Regions from separate parts of the Homo sapiens genome. Here region 2 is linked to region 1. A link is an interaction called in ENCODE POLR2A ChIA-PET data of the cell type or tissue named here. Cell type or tissue: HepG2. All regions are shown on one strand. Each heading gives the region's core, and the rest is flanking DNA. Links, peaks and the distances in the headings are about the cores only. Region 1 overlaps EML4 (EMAP like 4). Region 2 overlaps EML4-AS1 (EML4 antisense RNA 1).

Region 1 (8,335 bases), core at 182-8,181:
CAGGGTTTCACCACGTTGGCCGGACTGGTCTTAAACTCCTGACCTCAAGTGATCCACCTGCCTCAGCCTCCCAAAGTACTGGGATTACAGGCATCAGCCACCGTGCCCAGCCTACTGTTTTCTTTTTAAAAGACCATATTCTGACCACTCCAGTCCCTCAAATACTAGAGTCCTTTTATGAAAAAAATCTTGGTCATCTCTTGCCTCTTTGATTGCAATATGAAGAGTTAGATGAGAAATAGGTGAGCATCATTTGTAAACCCCAGACATTAAAGCATGAAGGATTTTGCTAGAATAACTGGCTCCCACTAGGATTCAAAAACCCAGAAAAACAGTGATAAATGAAGCAGTTGCTCTTCTCTGAGTCTTCAGAGCAACTGATTCCAGTATCATGATTTTCACTTTTCTGTGGTCCTTATCTAGAGACCCTGAGATTCTTGGTGCATCTGCAGAAAGCATTTAGGGTTTTGCTAATCTGGAGGAGTGATTGGTGAAACTCAACAGTCATGAAACTGCTTTGCAGACTCTGAGGTAGTATAGTGTATGTCAGGGAGGTGGTGGAAACTGACATGTTTGGCTGGTTGGCTCCACTTAGCCAAACCTTAGTCTTTAGCTGCAGTACAATATGTTTCATAGTAAAGAACAGTCATATACCACATATGAGGGTATTTCCATAAGATTTTAATACTGTATTTTACTGTACCTTTTCTGTGCTTACATACCATTGTGTTACCATTGCCTACAGTATTCAGTGCAGTAGTATTCTGTACAAGTTTATAGCCTAGGAGCAATAGGTTATACCGTATAGCCTAGGTCTGTAGTAGGCTATACCATCTAGGTTTGTGTAAGTACATTCTGTGATTTTGCACAATGAAATTGCCTGTGATGCATTTCTCAGAACTGACACATGTCTGTACTGCAAAACGTGCATGCAGTTTATTCTGCTGAAGGAAAAATTAGTAGAAGCTGGTTTTTAGATGAACGATAAAAAGAGTAAAAGCATTTAGAATGGTGTCTGCTGTGTGATTGTTTAGACTGACAGTGGAAAATTTCTTAGCAAAGAAGTTGCTGTTGCAATTTTATTTCTTAGGGCCAAACCCAATCTGATGCTATAATGAGAACTAAAATGATTTAAATTCCTTTAAGTTTTGACCTTTTTCATTGCTGAGATTTCTTAAAGGGACATTGTTGATATATTTTGCTTTTAAGTTTTCACTTTTGTCATCTATCTATTGAGTCATTATAGGCGTTCTTTTTTTTTTTTCCTTTTCTTAATGAAGTGGGGTCTTGGTATGTCACCTAGGCTGTTGTGCAGCAGCACAATCATGGCTCACTGCAGCCTTGACCTCCTGGGCTCAAGCAGTCTTCCTGCTTCAGACTCCTGGGTAGCTGGGACTACAGGCATGCACCACCATACCCAGCTAGTATCTTTATGTTTTGTAGAGACAGGATCTCACTATGTTGCCTGTACTGTCTGGAACTCCTGGGCTCAAGTGATCCTCTCCCTTTGGCCTCCCAGAGTGCTGGGATTACAGGCCTGAAACACTGTGCCTGACCTGCAGTCTTATTTTAAACTGTGTTAACATTACTTTATTGTGAAATAGTTGCAGAATTTCCCTTTTACCATTTTTAGGGTAATTCATGTTTGCTCATTTTAAATTTTATTAATCATTGTTTTTATAGCCTATATAAATATACACAAAAAGATAGTCATCATAAATTTTTAATGTGTAATGTTAATGGCTTATTTGAAATGGGATATCCTGTGGTGTTTGGTTAAGGAAATCAAGTCCTTTTAAATAAGATTAGGCAAAGTATATTTGTATATTTTTCAATTATTTTCTTTATATTTCTTTTCTTTTTTTTGTATCTAGTCCTGAATCCTAATCCAGATCTGTATTTTTCACTTCTCTCTCTCTCTTTTTTTTTTTTTTGCACTGGATAATTTATATCATTGTTGACTTGTACTATGGAAACAAATTTTTTGTCAGAAAATATTTTGTGAATATTTTCCCCTACATTGTGGCTTGCCTGGTTACTTTTTTAGTGATATCTTTTGATTGAGTAGGACTTTTTAATTTACCTTTTTTATTTCTTTTTTTTTTTTAGACAAGGTCTTGCCCTGTTGCCCAGGCTGGAGTGCAGTAGCTCATGTGATGCCCAACCTCCACCTCTTGGGCTCAAGCGATCCTCTCACCTCAGCCTCCCAAGTAGCTGGGACTACTGATGTGTACCACCATGTCTAGCTTATTTTTGTATTTTTTGTAGAGACGGTATTTTTACCATGTTGCCCAGTCTGGTCTCGAACTCCTGGGCTCGAGTGATCCACTTGTCTCAGCTCCTAAAGTGCTGGGATTACAGGAGTGAGCCACTGCTTGGCCAGGATCTTTAATCTTGATGGTCTGATTTATCATTTGTTCCTTAGGGCTTTGGCTTTTAGGTCTATGTTCTACCTTAGATTAATTTCTGTGTATGGTGTAAGATAAGAGTTAAAAGTTAATTTTTTTCTTACAAATATGCTTATAAATGCTAACAAACAACATTGTTTGGCAAAGACTTTGCTTTATTTCCAAATCAGGTAATCAGTATTATATTATAAAATTATTAGTTATTTCAAAGTAGTTGCATGGTTAGCTAGTTCATTGATTATAGAAGCTGTATTTTTTTAGGTCAGAATTATGGGTTTATACCTTCGGGATCCAGTTAACTTGGCCTTGTTTTGTGGCCATGGAATGTATTTCTCCTAAGTTGTTTTAGTCATTTGTTAGATTTGTTTCATTGCAAGTAAGAGGGTATATGATAACTTCATCATGCTACCAGATAAAACATTAGAGCATATGCCTTACACGACTATTAACTAATTTTATTTTGTGTGAGAGAGATTACATTATTACATTTTAAGGATACGGTATTCATAGTATTATAATGTTTAATGTATCATACTCAGTTTTTATGCCATACTAAAATAAGCAAAAATAAATTGATTTTAGTAAACATTAGAAATAATTTTTCAGAGTTTTGTATAGAGTGGGAAATGTAGATCTGACACTGTGAAATCCGTTTGTTAGGTTTTGTGGGTAAATAATGCTAAGTATAAAAATACAAGACATAGAAAAATTTAAAATGTACGTTTGCATATGCTTGTGCCAATATATAGACCATTCCATAAACCCAATCATTGGCTTACATTTCTGAGATACCAGCATTAAACATGAGTTATCTTTTAAGAGGCTGAATTTGAATTATATTACTCTGTTAGGATTTGTGCCAGCTTTTGGTTAATCATTATCTTGTTGATTATATTTGGTTCAAGATGACTCATTTTTCAAGGAGCTTTATTGCAACACTACATATTTACTACAGGAAGCCTGGATGGAAATGGAGCATCAGGTTATTGGAGATTTTTTTCTCCAATCTTTATTGTACCAAGTGTTATTAAAGTTAATTATTTTTCAATAACTGAATTCCCTGTGGAACCTAGTGCTTCATTAACCAACTGTAGGAGGATCATTTACTCCTTTTTCATGGCAGACAAATATATCTTTGATGATTGTTTAAATATTGGTCATACTTCTATACTATACATTGACCAGACTTAGATATAGTATTTTATTCTCATCAAATTGAGTATGGTCATTAACTGAGAATTTTGGAATCAGAGAGATTTGAGATTGAACCTTGTTTGTAAAATTTACTAGCTTTGGAAGCTTGTGCAAATACTTCTCTGAACCCTAGCGTTCATTCAGTCATTAATGAGTGAATTAATACATTCAGTCATTAATGAGTGAATTAATACATTCATTTATTAATGAATTTGGATAAAAATATTTACCTTGCAAGATCAGATTAAAAGGACATATAAAAGTATTAGCACTTAATATGTGCTTAATGATGATCACCATCTGTTGACGCTTGCTTATGGTATATATTGAGGTTAGGAGTGCCAATCATTTAGCCCTTCTGTCTCCAGGTTCTAAGAGATAAATAATGGACACAGCATCTGTTTCTAAAATTTAGACTGTCTGATAACAGCAGAATTTGAGACCATAACATGGATCTAAGGATAAATTGAGAGTCAGCTGCAATCACCAACAAATCTAGACTGTGAGACTATGATAAGAGTTCCGTCTGCCATGTCTGCTCTGACTACACTTAATCTGGCAGCTGGCGAGAAGATTAGAGGCTTACTTTATGTATCTAGTTATCAGCGAAACAAAGAGCTGGAGTGAGAAAGGGAAAGATGGCCTTGTTTTCTATGCAGTAACGTAATTTCCTTCTTGTTAAAAATAAGGTCCAAGGAAAGCTAAATCTAACCCACCAAATTAGTAACTTCCCTTCCCCCTCTGCCCATGCAGGAGTTTGTGGCTTGAGTTTGTGGAAGAGAGACTGGGAGAGTTTTCTGTAATACCTAATACAGTAACCACCCTGCCTCCACCCTGCCCTCTACTGTGGGAAAGAGAAGGGAAGTCTCATTCTTTATAATGGGAGATTAGTGTAAGAGTGCCCCCTACTTTGAAAAAGTAAATTTCACTTATGTTCAGTGTTTTTGTAGGCCCATAGAATAAATACAGTAGAAGAGCCCTGCAGAAATGAAAAGCCATGCTAGGAATCAAAGTAAATGTTGGTTTAAGGAAGTAAATTGTGTCTTTATTTATTTTTTGAGACAGGGTCGCACTCTGTCACCCAGGCTGAAGTGCAGTGGTGCGATCACTGCAGCCTTGACCTCCCAGGATCAGGTGATACCCCCATCTCAGATTCCCGAGTGGCTGGCACCACAGGCACGCACCACCACTCCTGGCTAATTTTCGTATTGTTTTGTAGAGATGGGGTTTTGCCATATTCCCAGGCTGGTCTCCAACTGTGAGGGCTCAAGTGATCCGCTTGCCTCAGCCTCCCAAAATACTGGGTTTACACGCATGAGCCACCACGCCCCATCTTTTAAACTTGTTAATAGAAAAATTGATGTTGGTAAAGAAAAAGAACCCCCCAAAAAGATAGATATAGGCAATAAAAATCACAAGTCATCTATTGGCAGGAGGTGATAAGAGTTCTGTTTGCAAAGATATATTTAAGACACCTGCTTAAATACTAGATTTTTTTTAAATGAAAATATCAGTAAATCCAAAACAATAGTCTTCAGAAAAAAAAAACAAAATGGTGTAAACTCAACATAAATTGTGAATCTGTTCTACAAATGAGTAATTTTAAATATCTGTGAAATATATATTGGTAGTGAATATTTTATCTTAAAAAGCAAAAATTTGAGAATGATCATTTATTGGCACTTCAGAAGAAACCAGTAAACGTGTAGCAAAATAGTGAATAAATGTCAGTTAAGCCAGTAAGTGTGTCATTAGCTATTGACAAAGATTACAGTTTTGGAAATAACTCCAGATGTGCTCCACCTCAAACCTTGTGTACTCCTTTAGCCAGGATTTATAAAATAGAATTAGAAGCATAATATATATGTTTGTAATTTGAAGCATAGGGTGGTGGTTAAGAATCTGGGCTCCAGAGTCACAGTGCCTACGTGTACATCCTGGCACCTGCAATTACTAGTTTGTAGCCTTGGACAAGTTATTTAATCTTTCTGTGTGCCCCATTTGTAAAGTGGTACTAATACAAGTACCTAGTTGATAGGGTTGCTTATCAGTGACTTTACTGGAATTACAGAGACCAGTTTGCTACAGGTTAGGTAGTAATGGAAAAAGAGAATGTCCAAACACCTGTAGCTTGCTCCTACCAGAACTTCTTAAGGGAGATAGAGGGAGTCTGACTTAAAATTGAATTTTTTTTTTCTTTTTTGGTTGGTAGAGATGTGAATATATATTTATCCTGAGGGAAAATGACCAGTGGATAGATCAGATGTGAGAGAGAATGGGCATGTATGATTGACCTAATGTCTCTAAAGAAAGTAATAGGGGAGACACTCTAAAGCACTGGGGGAAGGCTTGGTGTTTAACTCAAGAGGCACCTGTTTTAATGAGTTGGGAGGGGCTGGGTGTGGTGGCTAACACCTGTAATCCCAGCACTTTGGGAGGCCAAGGTGGGAGGATTGCTTGAGACCAGGAGTTCAAGCCTGGTCTTATGGGCAACATAGTGAGACTTCCATCTCTACAAAAAAAGAAGAAAAATTTTAAAAGGAAAAGGTGGTAAGGATGCTAATTTGGGGAGGAATATTTCTACCTGAAGTCTGCTATTTTCTCTTTGAAAGAGGAAGTGAGGACACATTCTGAGAAGTATGAGGTGGAGGTGGTGGAATTGAAAGCTGGAAGAGAGTTGTGAGGATTTGGAATAGTTATTGAGGCAATGGGAGTTGGAGTTCACTTGGAAAATGTAGAGAGACCAAGATGGGTTTGATGACCATGGGTTTTTGTGGTGGTTTCTGTTGTGTGTATGTATTCTCATTCCTTCCCTGTGTCTCTCTCTGCAGTACCCAGCAGCCATTGTGTAGAAACAGAAAAGCTGGGCAGTCAAAATGTTCTGGTATTGGTGGAGGCAGGACTTGACAAAGGAGAGTGGTTTGGGAAGACCCAGGGGCCAAAAGTTGAAAGTATTGCAGTGAGAGTGGTTGAAGTTATGTATCTTGGGGGTTTAGGCTGGAGAGGGAACACCTTGAAGCCAAGACAAGGTTGATAGGTGGGGAGAAAGTGGAAGAACATTAACACCAAAAGTTTCCATGAAGCTAAAGGGTGAAGTGTGATGGGGAATAGGAGTGAAAGAGACAAAGGATAAGGGCTTGGGGTTATGGGCCAAGATAATGAGTTTTAAGATTTCAGATGAGTAATTGTTGTGGGTAATAAAGCGAGTGGTTATAGAGGTGGATTATTCAATTGGGTAGTGGCTATCTCTTCACTCCTTAAGGAGGAGAGCAGCTAGGATGTTCACGTGGATTGGAATTTGCCCAGGCTAATGGTGGCTGAAAAGGTAAATTAGATAGTAAGATCAAAACTTATATGTAATTTGGAGAGTGACTGAGAAGTTGATTGATGATAATGATGAATAATTAGGTTAGTTGTTAGATCCTAGTTATAAGTAAAGGAGGAAGGTTTTGCAGGAGACTTTTGGAGTAATCATATGTGTGCTGCAATAGAAAGAAGACAGGACAATGCTGTTATCTCCCTGTTTTCTGTTGAGAGGTATAAGAGAAAGAATAGTTGCCGTTTTGACTCAGCTGGAATGGAAGTGGTGTCGTGTGGAAAAGTTGGTTTCAATTAGAGGCAAAAGGTAGACTGAGGTTCTGTAAAGGATCTAGAGAAGTTTATTTGAAAATAAGAAGCATTGCAAATGGCAGTAGTGAAAAAGGTTGGAAAAGAGGGTAACCTTTTGGGAGAGTGAGCGGGTAAGCAAGAGAAGGAACCGAAGCGTCACAGAAATCCGAGGCCATAAGTTACTAGTCAGATGGTAAATGTATCAGGGAAGTGAAAGTCATCTATGGGTTATTGTGGAATCATGGAAAGAGACCATTTGCTTTAAAGGATAAGTATATGGGGTATCATTTATGCCAGTCTTAAAAAACAATTTTGACATTGGATCATTCCTTAATGAGATGAACAGTGGCCGGGTAAATAAGGTTGCTGAGATTTAGAATAGAAATACCGGCCAGGCGCGGTGGCTGACGCTTGTAATCCCAGCACTTTGGGAGGCCAAGGCGGGCAGATCGCGAAGTCAGGAGATTGAGACCATCCTGGCTAACATGGTGAAACCCCATCTCTACTAAAAATACAAAAAAAAAAAAAAAAAAAAAATTAGCTGGACATGGTGGTGGGCACCTGTAGTCCCAGCTACTCGGGAGGCTGAGGCAGGAGAATGGTGTGAACCCGGGAGGCGGAGCTTGCAGTGAGCCGAGATTGGGCCACTGCACTCCAGCCTGGGCGACAGAACAAGACTACGCCTCAAAAAAAGAGGAATATCAGCACTGTGTAGACAAGGGGAAAAAGAAAGAATTTCAACAAAAATTATGGCCTTTGCTCCACATGTGACCTGTAAGCTGTAGAGAGCAGTCTTTTTTGAATTTGGCATAAATGCTTTTATGGACAAATGTTAATTTGAGGTTGTTAGGTATTGTGGTTGTCAGGCATATTTAATTCAACAAATGCTGATTTCTTATTTGCTGGTCATTGAGATCAAAAGCTCTCTTTTTGGCTTGAACTCCCTTTCTCCAGTTGAAAAGATGGTTTCAGAAATTCTGGCACTAATTCAGACTTACAGACTTTCTTTGTAGAGACAGTAATCCTCAAGTTCAGCAGTTTGACTCTAAATATCATAACAATTCTAAATTCATATCTAGAGGAATGTTTTATATCTTTTTTGGCATTTTTAAAGAGTTTTTGCA
Region 2 (8,335 bases), core at 179-8,178, 54 kb before region 1:
AAAGGTAGGATATGGACACATAACCGAGACTTGGCCAACAGGTGCAGCTGCTCCAGAAGGAATCAGAAATTACTGGCACCAACAAATACGGATCCCTTTTCACAGGAAACTGCAGGGCAGCAAAAATATACAAGCTCCCAGTGCAGTGGTGCTTATGGTGGTATCCAGTGTCTGCAGCTGAAGAGGGTGACAATGTAAGTTGTGGTCCAGCACTGGGCAGTGGCAACAGTGGTATCATCATCTTAGGCCCTGTGCTGTGATTGTACCTATAGCCTTGGCTGTGATCCTGAATTTCTGGTTCCTGTGTTTTTTGAGCCTATTTCTCTAGCCTTCCCAGTTTTTCTATGAGTTGCCCAATAGCATTTCAACAAATTATTTTTCTGTTTAAATCAATCAGAGTTGGTTTCTGTTGCTTGCAACTGAGAACCCTGATTCTGTCTAACTACAACTGGCTTCGGTCAGTCATTTGCAGATGCTTTTTCTCTTTCGCTGCCTGCATTCTTCATGCCTCTGCTCTCCTGGCAATTCCTCAAGTAATCCAGAAAAGGAGGAAAGAGCATGCAGAGAATTTGACCACAGCTGGGAAGTGAGCCAAGAGAACACTGAAGAACTTGACTATTAGATCTCCTACTTTGTTAGGTGGGGTGAATGCAATATTAATGAGACAGAAGGCTGTGAGCTGTCTGTCATTTTATTTTTTTATCTCTAACTTGGTTATACAATGATACAATTATTACCTATGGTACTTAAAGGCCTATGAAGGCATGGACCAAGTCTCCCTTGTTTGCCCCAGTATCTAGGTCATACTAGGTACTCAGTAAGTAGTAGTAGGGGATGATGATGGAAGTTTGAGAAACAGAATTCAGGGAAGAGAAGCTTAATATATCCTTAATGTCTTTAAAAAAAGAATTGTCTCATCTATGTGGGAGCTAAAGATTAAGGTCTGCAAGTCGAGCCAACACTGCGAATATGTGGTGGTGTTGATTGAGGAGCAAGAGCCTGGAGCTTTAGCCATCAGACATTCAAAAGCAGAAATGACATTCTCCCAGACAGACAGAGCCTAACTTGGGTCTAGCCCAGACAGGATGCCGGTCCATTTCTTCTTGGAAGGGGGCCCCAAGAATGCCTGCAAGCTGAATTGAGATGGATCTCCAAAAAGCATTTTGAATCAGTTTCAAATGCATTGGCAGTCTGGGGGAGTCAATGTGAGTCTAGATAACCAAGGGCAGGGTTTCAGCTCTCTTAAGCAGAAAATAACTTCAATGCATCTCTTTTTTTTTCTTTTTTTCTTTTTCTTTTTTTTTTTTTTTTGTTTTTCAGACAGAGTCTCACTCTGTCTCCCAGGCTGGAGTGCAGTGGTGCAATCTCAGCTCACTGCAATCTCCACCTCCCGGGTTCAAGCCATTCTCCTGCCTCAGCCTCCCAAGTAGGTGGGACTGTAGGCACCCACCACCACACCTGGCTAATTGCATCTCTTGTAGTAAGCTTAGTTTTGAGTAACACTCTCACCTGTCTCATCTGGATTTGGGTCCTTGAGGATGCATAGTTCCAAACTGACTCAGGTGCTAATTCTTGTTCATGGGATTAACTAATGAACCCTTACCTCAGGCAGGCCTCTTAATTACGTTGTTTAAGTTCTCATTTCCCAATTTTAAAATCCCTGGTTTCAAAATATAGGGTTTGAATTACTGTGCTCACCAATTTCTTATCTAAAATGTGACAATTCCTATTACTTCCCTTAAGGACAAGAGTATAGGCATGAGCCACCGCACCCGGCCTAGCAGTGGTAAATTTAAAAAAGGGAAAATAGGTCGAGTGCAGTGGCTCATGCCTGTAATCCTACCATTTTGGGAAGCCAACGTGGGCAGATCACTTGAGCCCAGGAGGTCGAGGCTGCCATGAGCCGAGATCACACCACTGCACTCCAGCCTAGGTGACAAAGTGAGATCCTGTCTCAAAAAAAAAAAAAAGATGGGAGGATGCTGACATCCTGTGACTTGTAAATACAATCTGACCTGGCACAATGGCTCACACCTCTAATCCCAGCACTTTGGGAGGCCGAGGCAGGCAGATCACATGAGGTCAGGAGTTCAAGACCAGCCTGCCAACATGGTGGAACCACGTCTCTACTAAAACAGGCATGCTGGTGTGTTTCTGTAGTCCCAGCTACTTGGGAGGCTGAGACATGAGAATCACTTGAACCCAAGAGGCAGAGGTTGCAGTGAGCCGAGACTGTGCCACTGCACTGCAGCCTGGGCAACAGAGCGAGACTCCATCTCAAAAAATAATAATAATAATTAAATTAAATAAACAAATAAATACAATCTATAACCAGTTGCAGAAACTGTAAACTGCTTTTTATGCTCAGCTTTCTTTGTTGCTGGAGCTGGATTGCCAGGGAACCTACTTCTAGCCCAGGCTTATCTTTAGATTCATATTGAACAGGAGAAGATGGTAAAGGGTAGCATGCCTCATACTGCCTGAGGCTGTTGGAGCAGAGAGCTATGAGATAGAACACACAGGCATATATTTTCTTTTAATTTTTTATGTACTTATTTATTTATTTTGAGATGGAGTCTCACTGTGTCACCAGGCTGGAGTGCAGTGGTGGGATCTCAGCTCACTGCAACCTCCACCTCCCCGGTTCAAGCAATTCTCCTGCCTCAGCCTCCCAAGTAATTGGGACTACAGGAGCACGCCACCACGCCCAGCTAATTTTTGTATTTTTAGTAGAGACGGTGTTTTACCATGTTGGCCAGGATGGTCTCAATCTCTTGACCTTGTGATCTGCTCGCCTTGGCCTCCCAAAGTGCTGGGATTACAGGCATGAGCCACCACGCCCAGCCACACAGGCATATATTTTAACTGTGCTGTCCAACTGGGTTTTAACATGTAGAATCTATGGCAAGTTGCTTTTGCTCAGTAAGGGTGCTGTGACTCTTTTTGTCCTGGGATTCAAGTGATAAGCAGATTTGAAGGTCATAAGTGACAGCAGACAGGATGGTCATCTTATTTCCTCTGCTTTCTCCCTGGAGAGGGGCCAGAGGACTCCAAAGAAAAGAGAGATGGGAATGGAAACAAACGAATCCCAGCAGGGGAGCAGGGAGGAGAGACGAAACGGCAGCCGACTTGAGAGCTCAGCTGCCAGCCAAAATCTGATGCTCTGCATTGCTCTGCATAAAGGAGCCCAGGCTTCCCAAATCCAGGCGCCCCAACATGATTGCAAAAGCCACACCCATCAGCCCACAGAAAGCCAACACTGCTGCAGAACCAGTGAGACACCTTGGGAGGCTGCCCGAGTTTCTGGAGATATCTGTGTAAAAGCTGCTTTCCTCCCTGGTGGATGCTTGAACCCCAGCAAGTGGTGGCGGACGGGACCCAGAGCTGCCATACCAAGATGGAAAAAAAAATTTTTAAGGAAAAGTTAATTTCAAGAATTATGTTCTCAGTTTTGTTGTAGGGCTAGTTGCCAATTCCTTTTCCCACTGGCAGCAGGCAGGGCTGACTGAGCCAGCACACAGAGGCTTCTCAATGAGCTTTGATGTCAACAAAGGTAGGCAGGGCAGGCCCCGGTGGAAAATTGTGAAGTCAGCAGAGTTATCTCCGGCACTCCTCCCTTCCCCTTGCTTCCCCTTTCTCCGCCCATTTCCCCCTCTCTCGGCTTCCAGCTTCTCATTTCCCAGGGGACCCTGTAATGTACGAAAACCCGATGTCATAAGATACGAGGGGCCGGCTTGTGGCTCCAGCTATCAAAGTCTGCTTTTTCTTCCCAAGTCTAAAACAAACAAAGGCATGCATTCCATACATTTCCTAAGAAAAGAGAGGGCACACAGAAACGTTGTCCTTCGTGTTCTCTCAGTTAAACCCCAAGAGTTTGGAGCCTCAAGTTTAAAGCTGTCCTCTTGCCTCCTGGGGTTTTAAGAAGATTCAAAAGTGCCTCAAACCAATACAGCTGCTTGGTTTATGGCTCAAATTTAAACCACAAATTATAAAATGATAAATTGCTGCTCAAGTCTCTTCCAGGAAAGACTATATTTTCAGATTAAGTTACAACCTCATGGACGTATGAGTGAGTCTAGCTGCTGACTAACTCTCACACTCATTTTCCCGCTGGAGATTTTTTTTTTTCTTCATGAACATTCACTGTTTCTAAATGCTTTAAACAAAGAAAATGACCGAAGGCAGGAAAAACATCAGGGACTTCTTAACCCATGGAGCTTTGTGCTTTATTATGTAATGGCTATTTTTATTTTATGAGAATCAAAGGAAGTTTAAGAAATATCTTTGTTCTTGAGCACTTACAGTAAGAAAGGGCTTCATGGGGGCGGCTACACGCACTTCAAACACTAGCTGGCATGTGAAGTGTGTAGTAAGTCAAAGCTGTTTTAGGGAATTTGGATGTTAAAGGATCTGTTCAGTGATTTGGGCAGGATTGCAACATCAATTACTGCATTTTGTTCCCATAAAAATAAATTCTTTGGAATTCTCTTATAGGGTCTGGTCCAGCAACAGAGAAGTATGACAGGTAATTAGGGTGCATGCATGCTTTGTTGTAATGAGTTCCCTGCCAGAGCTTTGGCAGGCAGGAGGTTAGGAGGAGAGATGAAATATGGACTTGTTTGAGGCAGCCATCTTGCCTCGCTGCAGGCTCCGTCACACAGACCTCATTTTGATCACCTGTGGCTGCAGGAGGCAGCTCCATAGTCCATCCTGCAGAGTACCTTGGTTATACAACTATGACCTGGTTTCTCCAACGCCACTCCAGCCTTGAGGACCATGAGGCTGTGAGTCATAATCACCGTAGCATTTACTCCTAAATTCAACTCCTGCTTACTTTCCTCCTTGACTTTCCGTCCTCCCTTTCTTGGGCCACTCAGGTCCTTTTCTGATGTCATTTCACGCTATAGAGGCCCCCTGTAGCCACTGCAGGCCCCGCCATGGCTGCTCCTCTCTGCTTGTCTTGAAGTCTGTCCTCATTGCTGCTGCTTTTTCTGGGATACTTCAAATTGTGGAGAGAGTTCTTTTCCTGTGATTATAGCTCTTTCTTCCAATTTTGACTAGTCTGGCGTCTCTGTGATTATAGCTCATTAGGACTCCCAAGGCTAGAGAGGGCACTTAAAAAAAAAACAGTTGCCTTGTTTTTATTTTTTAAGATAACATTTATTATAACTTACTTTTGCAGAGCACTGTGAAAAAGAAAGTAATAATGGTCATTAATCCCACAGTCCAGATAACCCCTAACAGTATTTTTAAAAATAAAAGTAATACATACACAGGGGAAGAAAATTAAAACAGTAAAAAAAGGTATAAAAGGAAAAATACCTCTTCTGCCCTGAGTTTTTCCCCTAAAATATAACCAGTGTTACTATTTTTTTTGTGTGCATCCTTATTATGACATAGTTATGTATGTCCTCTAACAAAATTTTCCATGAGGGAGATCTTACTGTATTAATCATTCTGCATCTCATTATTTTCACCTTAAACACCATCTCAGAGATCTTTCAAACACGAGCTGCAGATATACTCTCTCTTTTTTTTTTTTTTTTTTTTGAGACAGTCTCTGTCGCCCAGGCTAGAGCGCAGTGGCGCGATCTTGGCTCTGCGACCTCTATCTCTCGGGTTCAAACAGTTCTCTGCCTCAGCCTCCTGAGTAGCTGGGATTACAGGTGCCTGTCACCACGCCCAGCTAATTTTTGTATTTTTAGTAGAGACGGGGTTTCACCATCTTGGCCAGGCTGGTCTTGAACTCCTGACCTCGTGATCCACCCACCTCAGCTTCCCAAAGTGCTGGGACTATAGGTGTGAGCCACAGTGCCCAGCCATACTCTCTACTTTTAATGTCTGCACAATCTTTGTTAGGAGAGAATGTGCCTTCCAAGTGAAAGGCACTCAGCTAACGTCATTCCTGGCCCCTTTCTGTCCCTTTACTTCCACCACCCCTTGAGTGCAGAGTGATTTATCTGATTATATAAATTGAACCTTTCAGGTTCAATTCTGCCCTTTTCTTCTTAGGATGGAGTTGCCTACCACTCCCCCAGAAGTGGGCAGAACTGGAGAATGTCTATCCAATTCGGGGTTTCCATAGTAGGAAGCCTATTTGTCTCTCAGTATGAGATAACACATGGTGCAGCATGCAAATTAGCCTTCATCAGAGAGATTTCTGCCTTCATCTGTCGTTTTCTCAGTTTGTTCAGATTCTGAACAGGGAAGAAGGCTGCTATGTATTGGGCCTTTTCAGAGTCCTCACATGTTATTCCTTATTTGTATGTATCAAAATGTATTTAATCAGTTTCCTTTTTTTTTTTTTTTCGAGACAAGGTCTTGCTTTGTCGCCCAGGCTGGAGTGCAGTGGCACAGTCTTGGCTCACTGCAGCCTCGACTTCCCAGGCTCAAATGATCCTCCCACCTCAGCCTCCCAAGTAGCTGGGACTACAGGCACATGTCACCCTACTCAGCTAATTTTTTTTGCCCAGGCTGGTCTTGAACTGCTGGGCTCAAGTGATCTGCCTGTCTCATCCTCCCAAAGTGCTGAGACTACAGGAGTGAGCCACCACACCCAACCAATCAGTTTCCTAATGATGGATGTTTAGGTGGTTTCCAGTTCATTGCTAGAACAAATAACACCTCAGTGAATATCTTTAAACGTATATCTTGGTAAACTTTTTGCAATCACATCAAAAAGTAGATTCCTGACCGGGCACAGTGGCTTACGCCTGTAATCCCAGCACTTTGGGAGGCTGAGGCTGGTAGATCACAAGGTCAGGAGTTCAAGACCAGCCTGGCCTAAATGGTGAAACCCTGTCTCTACTAAAAATAAATAAATAAATAAAAAATAAAAAGTAGATTCCTTACAGATATTGCTAGACCAAAGATGTGTCTTAGTGTCCCAAATAAAGATGGGAGAAAAAGATTACCCTCAACCTTAATATAAGTTGAAAAGGGGGTGCCTAGATAATATACTAATAATTATAATGGCAATAATTAACATTGATTTATTTCTTACTGTATGCCAGGTTCTGTGCTAAGCACTTTATGTATACTAATATTTTTAAATCCTCATAACAGCGTTATGAGAGTGACTATTATTATCTCAGGTGTTTTTTTTTTCTTTTTTTTTTTTTTTTTTGAGACGGAGTCTTGCTCTGGCCCCCAGGCTAGAGTGCAGTGGTGCAATCTCGGCTCACTGCAAGCTCCACCTCCTGGGTTCATGCCATTCTCCTGCCTCAGCCTCCCGAGTAGCTGGGACTACAGGCGCCCGCCACCACGCCCAGCTAATTTTTTGTATTTTTAGTAGAGACGGGGTTTCACCGTGTTAGCCAGGATGGTCTCGATCCCCTGACCTGGTGATCCACTCGCCTCAGCCTCCCAAAGTGCTGGGATTACAGGCGTGAGCCACTGCGCCTGGCCTATTATCTCAATTTTTTATAGTTGAGGATACAGAGATCAAAACTGTCAAATAACTAGCCCAAGATCACACAGCTAGTAACTAGCAGAGATGGAATTCAAGTCCATGTTTGTGCAATTTGAGAATTTATACCTCTAAGCACCAGACTAAAGGGTGTTCCCCATGGCACAGGGTGGTTAGTAGTCTGGTCTAGAATTTGAAAATGTGTGACGACCATTGGCTCAGATCTCAGCTCCCACATGCGTGTGTGTGTGTGTGTGTGTGTGTGTGTGTGTGTGTGTGTGTCTGTGTGTGTGTAATAATGATTAAGAACACAGAATCTGCAGTCAGACTATATGGGTTCAAATCCCACCTTTGTCTCTTATCAACTGTGGAATGACTACCTTAGTTTCCTCATCTGCAAAATGGAGACTTTTAAGAAGATTAGGTTATTTAATATTTGTAAAACACTAAGGAACACTGCCTGACATCAAGTAAATTTTTCATAAGTGTTTGTTATTCATTTATTTTACAATTATTTTTAATTCTAAAAGCAATATACAAATTCATATTTGTATAATACTCAATAATTCAAACAATATTCAGATATATATAATAATAAATGAAAGTCCCCCTCACCTTAAGCTTCTGCCACCACCTGACGCCACTGATTCCCATTCTTCCCTTTATAGATTAATGGTTAGTGTCTATGCCTTCAGACCTTGTTGTTTTTAACATGCATTTTTCTTTTTACGTATGTAGTTTTATTTGTACACAACTGAGATTATTCTACTGGGAGAGTAGCTTAGCATAGTGATTAATAAATGGACACTGGCGCAACTTTGTCTGAATTCAAGTCCCAGCTCATCTATCTACCCACTGTGTGACCTGAGACAAGTACCCTAACCTCTGAGACTCAGTTTTCTCATTAATTTCCACAATGAAAAATGA

Evidence for each region. Peaks named below come from ENCODE experiments on the same cell type or tissue, not always from the same donor. Only the 100,000 strongest peaks of a DNase experiment are listed, where the experiment ranks them.
Region 2: POLR2A ChIA-PET joins it to region 1 with 11 read pairs; 13 of 35 experiments call an interaction of 5 or more read pairs at or near these places.

Annotation. Positions count from the first base shown.
Region 1 is chr2:42,192,428-42,200,762 of GRCh38, forward strand. All of the region lies in intron 1 of EML4 (EMAP like 4), which reads left to right. Among named protein-coding and RNA genes, the nearest start is that of EML4-AS1, 26 kb to the left of the region's middle. RefSeq lists an enhancer at 3,212-3,356 and a cis regulatory region at 3,278-3,291. In HepG2, for the core only: a CTCF peak has its summit at 4,469 (motif pointing left); DNase peaks (open chromatin) are centred at 1,474, 3,324 and 4,464; H3K4me3 peaks cover 1,677 bases.
Region 2 is chr2:42,138,231-42,146,565 of GRCh38, forward strand. It overlaps EML4-AS1 (EML4 antisense RNA 1), which reads right to left. Exons shown (of 4, transcript NR_110584.1): 4 at 4,205-5,114. Among named protein-coding and RNA genes, the nearest start is that of EML4, 27 kb to the right of the region's middle. RefSeq lists an enhancer at 2,610-3,407 and a silencer at 2,979-3,273. In HepG2, for the core only: no CTCF peak of the experiment used is centred there; DNase peaks (open chromatin) are centred at 3,651 and 4,686; H3K4me3 peaks cover 1,496 bases.